2 separate regions of the Mus musculus genome follow, and region 1 is linked to region 2. Evidence: chromatin contacts called from ENCODE Hi-C or POLR2A ChIA-PET data. All regions are on one chromosome and are shown on one strand. Each heading gives the region's core, a stretch centred on a gene start or an enhancer-like site at or near the end of the contact. The rest is flanking DNA. Distances are from core to core; before and after follow the strand shown.

Evidence for each region. Hi-C counts contacts between places; a loop is a spot of excess contacts on that map. ChIA-PET counts read pairs that join two places held with the same protein, here RNA polymerase II (POLR2A).
Region 1: a loop to region 2 is called in a map of heart, with 2.2 times the contacts of the local background. The contact joins the promoter of Mta3 here to the promoter of Cox7a2l in region 2. A Hi-C loop is called at or near these places in 1 of 37 maps with a recorded cell type or tissue (heart). POLR2A ChIA-PET finds 5 or more read pairs at or near these places in 2 of 5 experiments (Patski and embryonic stem cell).

What each region holds. Positions count from the first base shown.
Region 1 is chr17:83,702,463-83,707,895 of GRCm38, forward strand. Mta3 (metastasis associated 3) reads left to right here and starts at 3,722. Exons shown (of 17, transcript NM_001379391.1): 1 at 3,722-3,823. The coding sequence starts at 3,796.
Region 2 is chr17:83,510,425-83,515,611 of GRCm38, forward strand. Cox7a2l (cytochrome c oxidase subunit 7A2 like) reads right to left here and starts at 3,909. Exons shown (of 3, transcript NM_009187.3): 1 at 3,780-3,909. The coding sequence starts at 3,851.

The sequences.
Region 1 (5,433 bases), core at 2,472-4,971, 190 kb after region 2:
AGGTCCTCTGATATGGGTGTGTCTTAGTCAGGGTTTCTTTTGTTTTTTGTTTGTTTGTTTGTTTGTTTTTGTTTTGTTTTTTTTTTTTGGTTTTTCGAGACAGGGTTTCTGTGTGTAGCCCTGGCTGTCCTGGAACTCACTCTGTAGACCAGGGTGGCCTCAAACTCAGAAATCTGCCTGCCTCTGCCTCCCGAGTGCTGGGATTAAAGGCATGCGCCACCACGCCCGGCTAGTCAGGATTTCTATTCCTGCACAAACATCATGACCAAGAAGCAGTTGGGGAGGAAAGGGTTTATTCAGCTTACATTTCCACACTGCCGTTCATCACCAAGGAAGTCAGGACTGGAACTCAAGCAGGTCAGAAAGCAGGAGCTGATGCAGAGGCCATGGAGGGATGTTCTTTACTGGCTTGCTTCCCCTGGCTTGCTCAGCCTGCTTTCTTATAGAACCAAGACTACCAGCCCAGAGATGGCCCCACCCACAAGGGGCCTTTCTCCCTTGATCACTAATTGAGAAAATGCCTTACAGTTGGATCTCATGGAGGCATTTCCTCAACTGAAGCTCCTTTCTTTGTGATAACTCCAGCTGTGTCAAGTTGATACAAAACTAGCCAGTACAGGGTTCTTCTGGGATCCTAACTCCATGCACTCCTGAAACAGCAATGCATGCTCTGGTTGCTGAGCCTCCCTCCCTTCCCCACTCTTTAAGATACTGAGCATTTCCAATATAGAGGACCCTGTTTTGGAGCTGGAGGTAGAAGGAGCTTAAGACAGAGAAGATAGGGGAGACAGGGGAGTCTGAATTGGCCACCACCATTACTTCCTGTTCTGACCCAGGTCTAAGTCTTTAATGGGGGCTCCAGGCTATGACTGGAGAAAAGCTGAGTGTGGACAGGTGTGGGAAATGTTCTTAGCACTTTTCACATACCTGTTGTGGTAAGTATAGAGACCTCAAAAAACCTGAGGAAATGGGAAGAGCAGATAAGGAAGTAATAAGAATACAGAAATACTTTGAGGAAGGATTTTTTTTTTTTACTTATTATTTTGCTTTTGAGATGGACTCTCATGTAGTCTAGGATGGCGTCATGAAATTGTGTAGCTGAGGAAAACTTGAGTTTCTCCTTCCTGCCGTCTTCCTACCTTCACTTTCAACCCAAGGATTGGGTTTAGAAGCATAGGCTATCATTCTTGACTTATTTTCTGGTGGGCCTCTAACCCAGAGCTTCAGGTATGGTAGGATCTAGTCACATCTTAGTCAGCTATAACCCAGCCATGGAGCTCAGGCTAACCTCAAATTCCCCGTGCAGTTTAGGATAATCTTGAACTCCTGCTATTCCTGCCTCTACCCCCCAACTGGACTTTAAGAAAAACTTAGTGTGTATGTGTGCATGTATGTAGGCTATAATGGGCATGTGTGTATGTGTGTATGTGTGCATGTGTGAAGTCTATGATGGGCATGTGTGTATGTGTGCATGTATGAAGTTTATGATGGGCATGTTTATCTGTGCATGTATGAAGTCCATGATGTACATGTGGGGCTCTGTGGACAACTTTTGGGAATTAATTTTCTCTTTCCAATGTATTTGTTCCAGGGGTCGAACTTGTCAGCAAGCATGTTTACCTGCTGAGCCATCTCCTATGCACCTCCAGCCCTACTCTTGTTCATATTTATTACTTAAAAATAATGAGAAAGCCTTCTAAAACTTATGATCCATTTCTTTGAATTTTCAGGCGGCATTCTTAGTAGAAGACAGACTTTGCGGTTCATGCTGTTTGGGCCAGAGGGATTAGTTCTGATGCCGGAATACTATTCCAGGTGAACTATCAGCTGATGTGTGTCAGTTTAGAAATGGAGAGTGGTTTCAGATAAGTCACATTATATTTTCGGTAGGATCCCCAGTAAAAGAGTTATGATAAATGATAAATAACAGCTATACTGTCAGCATACCAGAGCTCTTTTGTTTTCTTCCCTGGGCCAGAAGGGCTGAGGACTCACAGTTTGCAAGCTACCAGCGAATCTGAGGCTTTCCAGAGTACAAAAGAATCGACAGACACCTGCTATTCTCAATATTGGATGCTAGAGGAGCTTCAACCAAAATGCAGTCTTCTTTTCCCGGGACAACTCCTACTTTGGCACAGCCCTTTAAATCAGCATCACCAGGCACTCCAACCCACAATACTAGGCCAATGTTTATTGTGCAACAAGGCCTGGGTGTAGTTTGGAATGCCTTGGCTTTCCTAAAAGAAGTTATGTGTTCATTGGGGAGAGTCAGTCAGGAAGATCTCGCTCTGTATCCCAAGCTGGCCACAAACTGGAGCGCCTCCAGCCTTTGCCTATGGAATACTAGGGTTACAGGTGTTTAGTACTATGAGGACCATCTATATTCAAAACCTCATAGAGGGTGTGAGGAACGTGAAAAGGGATCTATAGCTACTCAGCATGGGAAAACTAGCCACTTAAGAGCTTTCTGATGGGACAAGTGATCCTACACCTGTAATATAACCCAGCACTCAGGAGGCTGAGGCAGGAGGCTACAAGAGCCAGCCTGAACTGAGACCCGTATTAAAACAAGTAATGTTGGTGAGGTAGCTCAGTATAGCCAGGCCTGACTATCTGAGTTCAATCTCTACTCCTATGATAGACCTATACATATATATCTCATAGCATTCATGCCCTCACATGATAGATAGATAAATAGATGCATGGATGGATAGATAAGTAAATAAGTGTATTAAGAATTTAAAAACAAACCAACAAACATGAAAAGTTAGTTCTATAGTTAAATGACTAGCCTGTGCAAAGACCTGGCTTCAATCCCCATTAATGCAAAAAAAAAAAAAAACCAAAAAACCAAAAACGGGGATTGGGGCGAGGACGTGCTTTTTGACATAAAACTAGTTAGCTGACCAGCAACCCCAAGCTGTTAGACACGACCTCCTCCTTTTGATGGGGGGAAAACTGCGGATTGTGGAAACCCTGTTCTTCTACCGGCAAAGGAAGCCCTCTTGTGCTGAAGGCCTCCCCTGGTCAAAGCACACGCTGTACACAAAGCCTGTTTAGAGGCAGGGCTAGAGGATGTGTGTGTGTGTGTGTGTGTGTGGGGGGGGGGGTCGGTTTTGTTCAGCCCAGTTTTGGCACAGCCACGACTGACCTGCCAGTGTGGTCGGGGTGAGAAAGTCAGCTTCCAGTTCTTTTCATAGCTGGGTCTCAGACTTGAGCAAGCTGCAAGTACGTAGGGTCTTCTTGGCCCCAGGGCCTGTAGGCTCTAAAGCCACCAAACGTCCTCTCACCACGAGGGAGGGACGCAAACAAGCATCTGTCGCTTGCATTGGCTGCATCGGAGAGTTGTACCCAGAAGGGCGTTCGTGTGCTTGAGGTCACACATAGAGGGGTGTCCCTGGGGAACAGAAGCAGGAAAGGAGAACCTGTCCCAAGGTGGACAGGTGACGCGGGCGAGAGAGACGCTCGGAGTGGCTGAACCTCTGTCCCCACCCTGGTTCTTCCACAGCCCCTGACCCTGGTGTGCTACCCCGAGGCTAGTGCGGGTGGCCCCTGGGGTCTTCGGCCCCCCGCAGCCCGCCGCCCCGTTCCCGCCGTGCTCCGGCCTCCCGGGCCCGCTCGGCGTCGCTCTGCCGGCGCTGGGGGCGGGCACAGCCCCCTCCCTCGGTGTCCCCTCCCCGTCCCTCCCCCTCCCCCGTGGCGAGGCGGCGGCGGCGGCGGCAGCGGCGGCGGTCGAGGCTGAGGCGGCGGCGGCGGGCGGGGCTCGGCTCGGGCTCCGCGGGCGGGCGGGCGGACATGGCGGCCAACATGTACCGGGTCGGAGGTAGGAAGGCTCGGCCCTTCCCGGCCCGTCGGGGAGCGGGCGGTGGGAGCGGGGGTCCGGGCAGCGCACGCTTACTGCCAGCAGCCCGGGAGCCCGGGGCTGAGGGCGCCGCGGGCGGGGCGCAGGGGGATCCCCACCCCCACTCCCCTCCCCCACCGCTCCTGCCCGGCGTCTCGGGGCCAGGCCTCTTCTGGGGACACGCATCGGACACCCCCTTTACGAACGCCCCAAAGGGACAGAGCCCCTGCAAGCCCCCTAGCTGAGTGGTCTTTCCCTCGCGTGGCTTTTGGGCACGAGGGAGGGGGGCTTGAGCACCCCTCACCCCAAACCCCGGCTTCTGCCTCGGTGTTAGCGTGGGCTGGGGACGATGGTGGCCCAGGTGGGGGGCAGAGCTCGACAGGCCTGTTTGCAGAGCCCGGGCCCTGCACCGTCGCTGCTTCACCCCCCATTCCCTTCGGTTTCCCGTTCAGTCCCCCTGAGAGTGGGGCTGTGTGTGGGGCCAGGGAGCCGCAGCCCCAGGTAGGGAGTAGAGCTCAGCCTGGACGTTGGCTCTGCTGTCTGTCTTTCCAGCCTTCTGCAGAAGAGAGAGAAATAAGGTCAAACAAACTTTCCCTGCTCACGACGCCCTCCCTCCCTCCTTCCTGGTAAAATAATAATTCAGATAAGTGGCGTGTTTGTGAGTGAGACTTGCTCTTCCGTCTTTGCTCATTAGCCGAGCTCCTGATGGATGATGGTGGGGGAATGGCCTGGCTAAATGAGGCCACTTAGCAGCAGAGGGCTGGGAGAGAGCCGCCTAGGTAGACCGTGACTGTGCAGTCTAGTCTCTCAGGTAAACACATAGTGGGAAGTTTCCAGCCACTCTGTAGAGGAAAAATCCTGTACCTTTGGTTGAAAACTTGCCATGGTTTCTTTATAAGAAGGGTCTAAATGGAGTTGAATCAAATATAAAAAAAGGGGGGAAAAAAAACAACCCAACACCCAGCCCCTATTCCTCACCATCCCAGGTAGAGCAAGGAAAAGTTTGATACCTGCTTGCCCTTACACATTCTGCCTGCCGATTTTTTTTTTTAAGTTGATGTTTGAAATGAATTTGGGCTGTTAAGCCTTTCTTTTTCTCCTGATTTGTCTCAGGTCAACACTTTTATGTAAGAATCGTTGTTGAGGGCTGGTTGGATTGGAGGGATGAGGCGCTAGTGGGAGGCTGCGTTGATGAGCTCTGATACATAGTGATGAAGGGGTTTGCCTATCATGTTGTGGTGGGGTTGTTTGGTTGTTTGAGGCAAGGTGTCTACTTAGGCCTAGATGCCCTAGGATTCAGTCCTAGACCAGGCTGGCCTCACAGAGATCTGCTTGCCTCTGCTCCATAGGTGCTGGGATTTAAGACCTGTGCTTTTTGTTGTTGTTTGAGGCAAAGTCTTGCTATGTAGCACGAGGCTGGCCTCTGCTTTGTGATTCTCCTGCCTTTGTGTCCCACTCCCCCCAATTACAGCAAGCCATGCTTTTTTTTGTTTTTTTTTTTAAATTAAATAATTAATTCAAGGGTGACCACTGTGGCACATGCCAGTAAATTCAGCCTGTAAGTGTTGGGCCAGGAGGCTTAGGAGTTGAAG
Region 2 (5,187 bases), core at 2,659-5,158:
CTATCAAGTATTCTTCAAATAATTAGTTGCCATCGAGTTGATTTACAAATCTCTCTGCTACTGTTGCAGAAGTAGCATTTCCATATTTGGTTATTTATTCACTTTATAAACATTTTCATTTTACAGTGCACTGTGCCCAAGAAAGGAAGACAATATACTACTAATGCTACTAATGATGAGATCAGAGCACAAAGTAGAGGGAGTGAGCTGGGGGGTGGGGTGGGGGTGTCCCTGAAAATACTAGAGCAGGCAGGAGTGATTCTCATGAGGCAAGAAGGGAATCTGGTTCAACTTCTAGAGTCTGATCCTGAACAGTTTATTTTTGACATATTTAATAAACACAGTACAACTATGGGCAAAAGTTCTCTCTTGGCAATTACCACAACAAAGCTTAAGGCATAAATCCATTGTCAACAGTAAGTAGTAAGTAGTGTTCCTCTATGGCCTCTACTTCACTTCTCACTCTGACTTCACTCAGTGATCAGGGAAGTTGTTAAAAAGACAAACTAAACCCTTCCCTCCTCAAGCTGCTTTTGCTCACGGTCTTTAGCAATAAACACTCTAGCTAAGTAAGACACTATCAAATGAAGACACCCAAACTCAGACACTCCTTTGCAAAGTGCATGTCTTTAGCAAAGTACCAATGCTATGACCTCTTCCATAAGAATGGGTTCTATTGACCAAGAAACAGTGCTCAGAATAAGGGTCTAGGGGGCTGGCAAGATGGCTCAGTGGGTAAGAGTACTGACTGTTCTTCCAAAAGTCCTGAGTTCAAATCCCAGAAACCACATGGTAGCTAACAACCACCCGTAATGAGATCTGACACCGTTTTCTACTTATGTATAATAATAAATAAATCTTTTAAAAAAATAAATAAATAAGGGTCCAGGGAGGAAGGGTCTGGTATAAGCACCTTAGATTCTTCTGCAAAGCACATGGGAACTCTCCAATAAGAATGGGCTCTAGTAATTGAGAAACAATGCTCAGAAGGCTGGAACAGACATAATATTCTATGGGGTTTGGGGTGAAGCCTGGACCTACAGATAGCAAAAGATTACCAGGTCACTGAATAGATCCAGTCCCAGCTTTCTGGATGGAAATGGGTGTAAATCCCTTGTGTTGAGAGAAAAGCCTGACCGTTTGTTTTATTAACCTCCCTGGTTCCCCCAGTGCTATCCGTGAGCATGAGCCTACAGGGACTGTGAAAGACATTCTGAATATACAATTTATAGAATGCCCAACCAAACCTGCTTCTTTCAACATAGCCCGAGGAAAGTAATGAGCTGGAGATGTAGCTCAGTGGTAAAGCACTTGTCGAGCATAATAAAGTCTTGGGTTCAATCACTACAACCATAAAAATATATGCATAAAAGCTTTTGAGTAACTTAGAAATTCTAGGGCTGGAGAGACGGCTCAGTGGTTAAGAGCACTGACTACTCAAGGAGGTTCTGAGTTCAATCCCCAGCAACCACACGGTAAATCACAACCATCTGTTATGGGACCAGATGCCCTTTCTGGTGTGTCTGAAGACAGTGACAGTGTACTCATACATAAAATAAATAAAAGATAAAATCTTTAAAAAAGAAAAGGAAAGAGAGAAAGAGAAAGAAAGGAATTCTGGCATTAGGATGAAATCGAATTCAAGGAAGCCAACCAAGCAAGCACACAAACACCTCATCCTGAAAGTCCTGTCGATGATGTAAAGGGCCTTGTTAGGCAATTCCTACTCTGAGTATCAATTTTACTTCAATGTCACTTAATCAAATTTCTACTTTCTCCTTCTAAACAACAAAGCTTACCCTTTGCTTCATCTCCACTAGAAACATCTATAGAAACTAGAGAAACGGTGCAGCAGGTTAAGAGCACTGGCTGCTCTTCGGAGAGGACTCAAGTTTAATCCCCTCTACCCACACAGTGGCTCACAACTGTCTGTAATTCCAGTTCCAGGAGATTTGGAACCTCCTTCTGCAGGCCTAAGCATGCATGAAGCGCACAGGCATGCATGCAAACAAAACACTCATATACATAAAAAATAAAATAAAATATAAAAAGCACATCTACAACCACCACAAAAGAAACTGTGACATTTTTGATGAAACAACTCATACGCTGTAACATGAAGGAACCTCAAAAGTGAAGTTTCTGTGGGGTTTACAGGGGTTCAAAAACAGGCAGAACTATTTATAACTGATAAATGTCAAAACAGGAAGGCAGACAGGGGTTTTAATGCGAGTTTGAGAGACCTTCCTGCAGGTGGTATAATTTATGGTCTGGGTACTAACAAAGGAGTGCGTCACATGGCATAAGTATGCCAAACCTTGCCTAAAGTAACATACCATCTCTATGCACTGAAAATACACTATAGATGATGATACAATGCAATCAGCCATTTACCTACATCGTCTGTCAAGAAATCAGTCAACATACTGGCAGTTCTTTCCTTACAACTCATTACACTGGGTTCCACTGACACCACACTTGCTCACCTCTAACACTGGACTGTTCTTTGAGTGAATTTTCCTCATTTCCTTCCACATTTCTGTAACAGAACGATGGTGTCTCTCTCTCTCTCTCTTTTTATGATCTCTCCAGCAGCAAAGAGCCTACTAGCAGCCATGTCTGTTAAGCACCACATTCATAAAACCTCAGCAGCTACCAGACACAACACAGCACTAGACACTGAACACCTAAACACTCTTGAGACTTTTCCTCCTCAACCTCCCATACGACCCTTCTTGGCCTCCTCTCTCCTGAAAGCACATCTACTCTTGTAATGAAATCATACTTAAACACTGTCCCTTAAGATGGAGTGTCCCATAGGGGTAGAAAAGAGGCAGTAATGACAATCTCTTTTACAGCCCATACAGGTCACTTACTATTCAAGGTTTTTCAGCTTCGTGTCCCACCAAGGCTTCTCGAACTATGCTGAGCAGTGATTCAGTTCAGGAGAATATATAGCATTTATCCAGCACCAACCATCTGCCAGAAAATCTGCTCACTCGACACATCACATTTAACCCAAGTTAATGCTGCCCCGAATTAGAAGGGGCAGTCAAGGTCACTAGATTAAGGCTGCTAAATTCAGTACTAACCCAGTATTAAGTGGAACTCTAAAATACCACATTTTCACAACACTGAGATTGGAGATGGGAACGCCATTGATAGGATCTAACTGGAACCTGGATAATGTCAGATTGCCCAGTAGTCAACGGTCACCGTCTGCCACTTTAAAACTAGCAAAAGCATAAACCTCGTTGGGTGTCACTTCCGATGCTTTCCCCAGTATGTATGTATGTATGTATGTATACACATATATATATTCCCATGCCTTATGAGCGAGCTTCTCAAATCCGCCCTCCCAGTCTTCCATTTGGTAGCTGGGTAAAGCTGCTTTCTGGGCTGTGACAGGGCCAGTAACAAGAGGAAGTCACAAAGGCCACCTCAACCAGAGAGAGCAGAAACCCAAACACAGTTATGTCACCTTCTGCAATCCTTCACAGATTCTACGGGAAATCCACCTTAAACAAGCAACCACCCCAGGGGTCACCTTGACCCCCGCAAGGTATCAGACCTGAGTTCAGTGCCATGCAAACCTCGCCTAGGGTGCAGCACACACCCAGAAACCTCGGCGACCGCTCCAAGCCTGCGTGGTTAAGGACACCAGGGGACACCAGCAAGCCGGACCGGTCGGCCGGCAGAAACCCTTCACGGCTCGAACCTCGCAACTGCCTGCCTCGGGCTGCTGTTCTCCGGCCCAAGGCGACGCGGCAAAAGTGTACCTGCGGGGTGTAGGCTTCCGAAGCCCAAGCTCCAGCCAACTTCTGCGTGAAACTGCTAAACTTGTAGTACATGTTGGCGGAGGCCCGCTTCGCACCGCCGCTGCCTGTGCGACCGCCCTAGAAAAGGACCCGGCTTCCCCTTAGGCCCGCCCAAAGCTCAGCGCAAGGACCTTAATCCAAAATGCGGACTGTCTAGAGAACGCCTGACTTAAAACATAGCCTCCTACGCAACGTCGGGGGGAAAAAACCGCGCTTTCTCAAGACCTAGAAACGAAAACAAACTCTAAAAGACATGGAAAGAGGCTGTGTTCAGGCTTCCCGAAAACTCAGGCTTCTCTGTACCACTCACTTGGATGTGGGCAGTGCCAAGGCGCCTTGACAGGTGCGCAAGCGTCCTGTGGACAAAGAGGGCGGCTGAGAGCGACACAGTCGGTCAGAGCGAGTTCTGGGCGGGGCCTAGAGCGGGGGCGGGCCCAGGACGTGGGTGGGGTCTCGTCAGGCCCAGGTCCCGCCCCATTTCAGGGTTATTAGTATCTGTTGAGGGGTCTTAATGTACCAAGGGTTGTTAGGAATTTCACCTCAGTTATGACAAGAACAGCTCTTTGGAGCCGTGAGTGCATCGCCTGTAAGCAAAATCCTGTCTCAATGCCGGGAAAAGTGACAGGAAAGGAAAGAGAGTGGGAGAGAAGGAGATAGGAGAGAGAAGAGGAAAGGGGAGAAAAGAGAAGAGAGATCAAGGAGGGAGATGGTGAGAGGAAGAAAGGAAAGAAGGGGTAGAGGGGAAGAGGAAAAAGAGGTGAGGGAGAGAGAGGAAAGAGGGAAGAAAAGAGGGAAGGAGGAGAGAAAAGAAAGAGGAAGGGGAGAGAGGGAAGAAAGGAAAGAGAGGGAAGGGAGAAAAGAGGGAAGAAGAGGGAAGGAAAGAGGGGAGAAGGAAAGAGAGAGAGGGGAGAAGAAGAGGGAAGAATCTATAGGCTTTGTGTAGACGTAAACTTAAAGCACCTGTGTGTGCATCTTGCGCTTTTGAGAGTGAGATTTTGTCAGCATTCATTTGGTTGCTCATCTCTTCCTAGGCCCTGTTCTTTGAGATAAACGTATGCAGGGGAGGTGACTGGGAACACTTGTGAAATCTCTACCTTCTGCTTGAATGATGCGCAGTTACAGCTTCCTGGTTATGGTTATACTCTGCCGCACCATGCAGTGTGACTTAAGCTTCCACTCTGAGTCGAATACTGCATAAACAGAGTGTGCCGGCTTCCTAACCTCCAGGAACAAGTTTTTAGTCCTATCATTTAACCAGAGGTTTTTGCACACACATTATAGATTTATGCATACTATATTTTAAATGTAAGTTGGTAATGAATAGCTGATGATGCCAAGCTTAACATAGTATTTTCTCTAAATGCATTGA